2 separate regions of the Homo sapiens genome follow, and region 2 is linked to region 1. Evidence: chromatin contacts called from ENCODE Hi-C or POLR2A ChIA-PET data. All regions are on one chromosome and are shown on one strand. The core of a region is the stretch at or near the end of the contact, and the rest is flanking DNA. Distances in the headings are between cores, read along the strand shown.

The links. Hi-C counts contacts between places; a loop is a spot of excess contacts on that map. ChIA-PET counts read pairs that join two places held with the same protein, here RNA polymerase II (POLR2A). Pooled maps may share reads with other maps.
Region 2: POLR2A ChIA-PET joins it to region 1 with 11 read pairs in WTC11. The contact joins the promoter of LINC01629 here to the enhancer-like site in region 1. A Hi-C loop is called at or near these places in 4 of 50 pooled maps. POLR2A ChIA-PET finds 5 or more read pairs at or near these places in 3 of 52 experiments (OCI-LY7, WTC11 and activated T-cell).

The regions. Positions count from the first base shown.
Region 1 is chr14:76,831,252-76,834,903 of GRCh38, forward strand. It overlaps LRRC74A (leucine rich repeat containing 74A), which reads left to right. Exons shown (of 14, transcript NM_001385106.1): 3 at 1-124. Among named protein-coding and RNA genes, the nearest start is that of LRRC74A, 6.7 kb to the left of the region's middle. RefSeq lists a silencer at 1,435-1,729. Within about 2 kb of position 1,505, at least 3 of the 41 ENCODE cell types and tissues checked have a DNase peak (open chromatin) inside an H3K27ac peak, as active enhancers do.
Region 2 is chr14:76,957,626-76,961,277 of GRCh38, forward strand. It overlaps LINC01629 (long intergenic non-protein coding RNA 1629), which reads left to right and starts at 2,013. Exons shown (of 3, transcript NR_133913.1): 1 at 2,013-2,128. RefSeq lists enhancers at 1,614-1,793, 1,834-1,903, 2,986-3,520, 3,521-3,652.

The sequences.
Region 1 (3,652 bases), core at 255-2,754:
CTGCAAGCTGATGGGTGTAGTGCCTGTCTCCTACTTCATTCGGAACATGGAGGAGTCCTACGTGAACCTCAACCACCACGGCCTGGGCCCCAGGGGTACCAAGGCTATTGCTATAGCCCTGGTGGTGAGCATGCTAGTGGGAGCTCATGAAACCTGGAGGAGGTGGAGGGTTGGCAGAGTGGTAGGCCCAAGATTCAGAGGGCCCCTCCTATGGAGCCTAAACCCACACTTTATGCCCTTATGCCACACTGCCCTGGGCTCTGCTTGGCTGCCAGATGATTTATTTAGCTCCTGGTAGGAGGCTACTAGCAACCTGGGCCTTGGAAGTCTATGCTCCTTGCAGAGACTTTGAGGAGAAAAAAATAGAAGTCTATATACTCTTTGCTGTTCAGGAAGCAAAGGCACCAGCCCCTGGGCCCAGGAAAAGTGACCAGGCCCAATTATCAATGTAAGAGCACCAACAAAATGCCAGCCTGGGTCTTCATTCCAAAGCTCACTTTTGCTGTAAATGGGTTTACTACTGACCCATTCCATTCAATGTCTGCCTTGTGCAACATTATATTTCATAAAGACCACGGTGTAGAGTAAATCAAGTTTTCCCACAGAAATAGTGTTATCTCTCAGCTTGGTATGACCAAACAAGGACTTGACCTTGAGTTCATCATGACTTTATATAATTATAACTGATTTACACACAAAACTGACTCCCATCACAGAAAAACAGAAAACCTAACAACTGCCTGTCAGCATAGCACTGTTTGTCCACTTAGAAAAGTAAACAGAAAATTCCATTATAAAAAAGCTCAGTAAGGTAGAGAGGTAGATGTGTCTTTAGAGGTGACATTTAAAATTGGTAATAGTTAAATTATCCATGGAAAGAATGAACAGAGAAAAATAAAGAGGACTTACAGGACCACCAGGTTCATATGCTCACTGTGCAGTAAGGACCAATACACTGAAACAGCAGAGTTTGCAGCAAAGAAAGAGTTTAATGATCACAGGGTGGCCAAGCAAGGAAATGAAAGGAACCCTTCCATCCATTTCCCTAAGGAGTTCTGGTCTAGAGTTGTTTGTTTGAGACAGGTTTTCTCTGTTGTCCAGTCTGGAATGCAGTAGCATGATCATGGCTCACTGCAGATTTGACCTCCTGAGCTTAAGTGATCCTCCTGCCTCAGCCTCTTGATTATTTAGGACCACAGGTATTCACTATTGCACCCAACTAATTTTTGCATTTTTAGTAGAGAAGGAGTCTTGCTATGTTGCCCAGGCTGGTCTCAAACTCCTGGGCTCAGGTGATCCACCCACCTCAGGATCCTAAACTGCTGGGATTACAGGCATAAGCCACTGGACCTGGCCTGGCCAACAGTTTTTAAGGGGATCTTGGAGGACAAGGGGCTGAAAAATTAGGATCATTGATTGGTCGGGACAAGGGGGATTAAATCATCAGGAGGTAGCAGCTGCATGCTTTTGGTGAGTCAGCTCCTCTTGGGGTCCTTCAGACCAGCTGATGTCAGTAGTAGTTTCACCAGCATCTCAGATGGAAAACTGAACATTTCACAATGCTGCAATGTTATCTGCAGAGCAGTGAAAAGGAACTATGATCCTGTGACAGAGTCTATGTGGTTCTGGGGCAACAGGCAGCAAACAACTCTGAGGAAGGGGTCAGAGAGCAGCTGACCTCATGACCAATGCTGTGTGTGCTGCAAGCTGGGCTGATTCCCATTTCTCCCCTCCCTTCTTCCCTGATCAATTTTATAAAGTTGATAGGGACAGTTTCAGGACTGAGAAATAATTCTTTAAAAATATTATTTATAAAGGATCTGAAAGAAGAAAAGGAGTCAGTGAATTCAATAGAGAATGAGTGACTGAAAGACAGGAGAAGCTACAGAATGGTAGAGACAGCCAAACACAAGCTGCAGGAAAACTGAGTTGGCCAAGTTCAATGATGCAGACATCTGAGAGAGTGATGAATGAGGAAGGCAATTCTGTGCGTCCATGTCTATTCAGTTATGAAATACATGGCAAGCTCCAAAAAGTCTTGAAATACACTGTCATTGTTGGTTGCTAGAAGGTATAGTAGTCCACCCTTACCCACAGTTTCACTGTCTACTGTTTCAGTTGTTCTTACAGTACAATAAGGTATTTTGAGAGAGAACGAGAGAGAGAGATGCCACATTCACATCACTTTTTTTTTTTTTTTTTTTTTTTGAGACAGAGTCTCACTCTGTCTCCCAGGCTGGAGTGCAGGGTCATGATCTGAGCTCACTGCAACTTCTACCTCCCAGGTTCAAGTGATTCTCCTGCCTCAGCCTCCCGAGTAGCTGGGATTACAGGTGCGCACCACCATGCCTGGCTAATTTTTCGTATTTTTAGTAGAGATGGGGTTTCACTATGTTGGCCAGGCTGGTCTTGAACTTCTGGCCTCAAGTGATCCTCCCGCCTTGGCCTCTCAAAGTGCTGGGATTACAGGCATGAGCCACCATGCCCTGGCAACATTACTTTTATGATAGTATATTATAATAAATGTTCTATTTTATTATTAGTTATTGTTACCCTCTTATTGTGCCTAATTTGTGAATTAAACTTTATCATGGGTAAGTATATATAGGAAAAAAACATAGTATATTTAGGGTTTGGTACTATCTTTGGTATCAGGCATTTACCAGCGGTCTTGATGTTTTCCCCCAAGGATAGGGGTGAACTACTGTAATCACTGTTAGAATGTAAGTTCCTTGTATGATAAGGATAGGCTTATGTGCTATTCAAGTGCCTAGCCCCCACTTGGCATTGAATGGTGTATTTGTAGAATACATGGTCTTATTTTTCCTCACTTTCCCCAACACACTCATTCTTTCTTAAACATATAACAGCATTTGCGTTTAGCATTTGTGTGCACTTTAAGAAGTGACACAAAATGTGAGATTGCACTGTTTTCCGGGGATGGGAAGAAAGGAGCCGAGAAAGAACAAAGCCGTCTTGAGATTTATCAAGGGTGGAAAGGCTGATTAATGAAGTGTTAGGAACGCACCATTACCTCATGAGCTTCGTGGGAAAAACATGGATGATAATGACATCCTCTCAGGACTTGGACCACTTGTTTCGTAGTAACAGCGGTTTCTGTTTGAGGGGAGTTTCTTCTTCCCCCATTCTCTGTATCATTCATTTGACAATTAATCATCATGACATTCTGGTAGACTGAACTTCTATTTGCTCTTTGTACTGATTAACTTTTCACATGTTTGTGTTTCCCTGGCCTAGATTAGGAGCACGCTAATAGCAGGCATCGTATTTCATCCTTGTGTGTATCCCTCGACAGCCTAGCACTGTACCCTTGCATGTGGGGGCAGCAGGTGGTGTGAGAATGGGAATGTTCTCTGTTAATCCTTGTTCCCCAGCAGTGAACACAGATAGTGACAAATAGACAATGGCCCGTGTGAAATAAATGTGGATGGATTTGGGGACTGGGCCTCCTGCTTCCCCCTGGAATGTGCTGGTCCCCAGTATGAATCTGGCAGTGGTGATTCGACTCATGTTTCTAGACACTCCTAAATAGCACCTAGACGGGAGGCCCCCTGAGCCATCTCCCTCACCTTTGAGCACAACTCAAGGCAATTGAATTTTGCTCAGCCCAGAGAGCTGAGACCAGAAGACA
Region 2 (3,652 bases), core at 763-3,262, 130 kb after region 1:
TTGGGAGCTGGGCAGGAGCTGTTTGCATGACACCTACTGTGAGGAGAGAGATGTGGTGACCTGATTTAGTGCTGCCTTGGGCAGCCAAGGAAGTCAGGAAGGAAATCACAGACGAGGGGCTCGGGAGCTGCTGTGCCCTGCCCTGCCCTTCCCCAGACCACACACTGCCTGACACCCGCAGGCAGAGTGAGGGCCCAGGGGGGAGGAGCACAACTCCATGCCAGCCCCTACCTCCAGAGCAGCCCTCATGCTGTGTCCCTGGGTGAACAACTTTTTTTTTTTTTTTTTAAGACAGGGTCTCTCTCAGCCACATAGGCTCGACTACAGTGGCGCGATCATAGCTCACTGCAGCTTCGACTTCGCGGGCTCAAAAGATTCTCCCCCTTCAGCCTCCTGAGTAACTGGGACTACAGGTGCATGCCACCATGCCCAGCTAATTTTTAATTTTTTTTTGAAGGGACAGGGTCTTGCTATGTTGCCCAGGCTGGTCTTGAACTCCTGGGCTCAAGTGATCCTCCTGCGTCTGCCTACTGAAGTCCTGGAATTATAGGCATAAGCCACTTTGTCCAGCCGCTGGGAGAATATGCACATCCATTCGTTTTACCTCTTTAGCAATCTTGTGAAGGAGATTCTTAGCATCCCCATTTTGCAGCTGAGAAAAACTGAGACTGGGAGGTTAAGTCCCAAGGTCACAGGACCGACAGGTGGCTGAGAGAACCCTGGCATTCCAGCTGCCAGTCAGGCACTCCCTGGTTGTCTACACTAGCTGCCGTCTTCCTGGGCACACACAGAGGAATCAGCACACACCCGGTACACCCTCCCATGAGCAGAACTCCTACACACTGGCTGGTACCATACCCTCCCTAACACCAGCACCCGTAGCAAATTCTTTCCAGGGCCAGCCAAGCCCTACTCCCCTTTGTTAAAGGCAGCTTTCCTCAGAAGGGTGAGCATTTGTTGTCTCAGGGCCTGCAGTGTGGATTCTACCTTCTTTTTACTGTGTTCAGCAGGAGCGAGGCAAACCAGCTTGGGATAGAAACACAGGCGTTTCCTCCACTGTCAGGGTTTTCCTGGGGCAGGCATCTGAGTTACTGCCTGGACCCGGTAGCCCCTAGCAACAGGGCACCACTCTCACCTGGGCCATTTATGATGACTTTGGGAGGTGGAGCCAATTAGGGGGCAAAGCAGGGATCCCCACAGGTGGGAGTGGCAAAAGAGTGGAGGCTTGAAGTCCAGGAAACCCCAGTGTATGCCTCTGCTGCTAAGGAGCCGTGTGGCCTTGGGCAAATCACTATCCCCTTCTGAGCCTGGGGCTCCACATCTACATAGTAAGGGAAGTGGCACTCATGTTCCTTCCAGTTCACACACAGTCCCACATGCTACTAGACCTAGGTTAAGGCAAGGTCTGTGCTATCAGGTACTACCATAGACACAGAAACCGGGGGAGACTCTGCCACCATTATACCCACCCACCCCAACCCTCAAGTTCCCAGCTCTTCCTGGGAAAACCGACAGACAACAGGCCCATGTAGGCAGAAGAAATCAACATGAGGGGTCTCAGTGCCTAGAGAATAGACTTAGAATGAGCCCAAAGTGGAAGGGAGAACCAAAGAGTTTCCCTCACTGCCACATTTGGCACTCCTGCTCCAGGGAATCCAGCACTGAGCTAGAGACAGGATGCTGGGTTCGCCATTCAGGATTCGTAGGTGAGGCCACAGCCATTTCTGCTTTCGGGGCCTGTAACTGGTGGAGAGAAACGGGTGATAGCATCTGTGGCCTTCCTGATTCATAGGTTTATCCCAGCATGAGGCGTGGCTGCTGCAAAGCAGACATGTCCATTTCTGTCCAGACACAGTTGGGGCGGGCAGTGGGTGGCTGCAGCCTGTCCTTACATGGGGCTAAAGGGGCCCAGCCACTTAGTGACTCACCCACTTGCCCAGCCAGCTGAAACCCTGGCCTCACCCTTCCCTTCTGCTACCTACAAAAGCCCCCTGACATAGCACTCTTGTCATACTGAGACTAAGGTAGAAAAAGACACTTCCAAAGGGTGTCAATGACAAGAGAGAAATAGACATAGAGTGGTCACTTCATTTACCAACCCTGGAACCGCAGACCTCTGGGCTTCCTGGTATGTGATTTCAGTTTTACCCCTCACTGTTTAAATTGCTTGAGTTATGTATTTTGTTATTGATTTATTTATTTATTTATTTATTTATTTTGAGACAGCGTCTCTCTCTGTCGCCCAGGCTGGAGTGCAGTGGTGCGATCTCGGCTCACTGCAACCTCCGCCTCGCGGGTTCAAGCGATTCTCCTGCCTCGGCCTCTCGAGTAGCTGGGATTACAGGCATGCACCACTACACCTGGCTAATTTTGTACTTTTAGTAGAGATGGGGTTTCGCCATGTTGGTCAGGCTGGTCTCAAACTCCTGACATCAGGTGATCCGCCTGCCTCGGCCTCCCAAAGTACTGGCATTACAGATGTGAGCCGCCTCACCCGGCTTGTATTTTGTTCTTGCAGACGAAAGCTGCCCACCAAATATGAACAGATAGGAACCTCGTGATCTTTTGGGGCTGTCATCCTTCTCTCAGTCTGCCAGTAACTGGGATCCTGGCATTTATCCTGGAGGTCCCTGAAGGTCCAAGAGGGAACAGAGGAAATCTGATTGGCACAGGTGTGGTGACGTGAAGCAGGTGGTGGCTTTTAGGACTGGAGGTCTGGTGTAGGGTGTATTAGTGAGGAGAACATGGAGGGAGGAACTCACCAGGAAAATTGCAGCCAATTTCCAGCGGTCAGGAATTGAAGATCCAGCAGAGTACGGAATCAGCTCCTCCAGAGTAGTGGGTTTTTCCAGTTGTAGGTTGAGATCCATTCGTGGGTCATGAAATCAAGTTAAGGGATCATAGTCATACACAGAATTTTTTTGTTTGTTTGTTTTTGAGACAGTCTCATTCTGTCCAGGCTAGAGTCTCTAGTCTCTGCCCAGGCTAGAGTGCAGTTTCACAGTCTTGGCTCACTGACCTCCACCTCCTGGGTTCAAGTGATTCTCCAGCCTCAGCCTCTCAAGTAGTTGGCGTTACAGGCACCTGCCACCACATCTGGCTAATTTTTTGTATTTTTAGTAGAGACGGGGTTTTGCCATGTTGGCCAGGCTGGTCTCGAACTCCTGGCCTCAAGTGATCCGCATGCCTTGGCCTCCCAGAGTGCTGGAATTACAGGCGTGAGCCACCACGCCCAGCCAGAATTTTTTTTAAAAAAAGGAAATAGAAGAGAATGTAAGAATAGAAGTGCAGGTTAAAAGGAACGTTTAATTTCATAAAGTTTTTGCCTCAGGGTAGTATGCTTGTCTGAGTAATGGGTTGAGATAGGAACGCATTTCTTAGTGCAGGTCTTGATTTCAAATGTTCGAAAGCCACTGCTCTGGAAAATAGAGGAGTGGAGACCAAAGTGTGCCCTTTGTGTATGTGTCGGCAGTGGGGTGGGGGTGGGGGTCTCTGTCCTAGCATTTGGTTGCAGCACCCCAGGAGTGCCTGTAGGGGAACCACTGACCTCCACTTTTCCATACGCTTCACACCTTCACACCGAAATGTGCTCCATTCCCTTTGCTATTTTTTTTTCTTTTCTTTTTTTTTTTTTTAGACAGAGTCTAGCTCT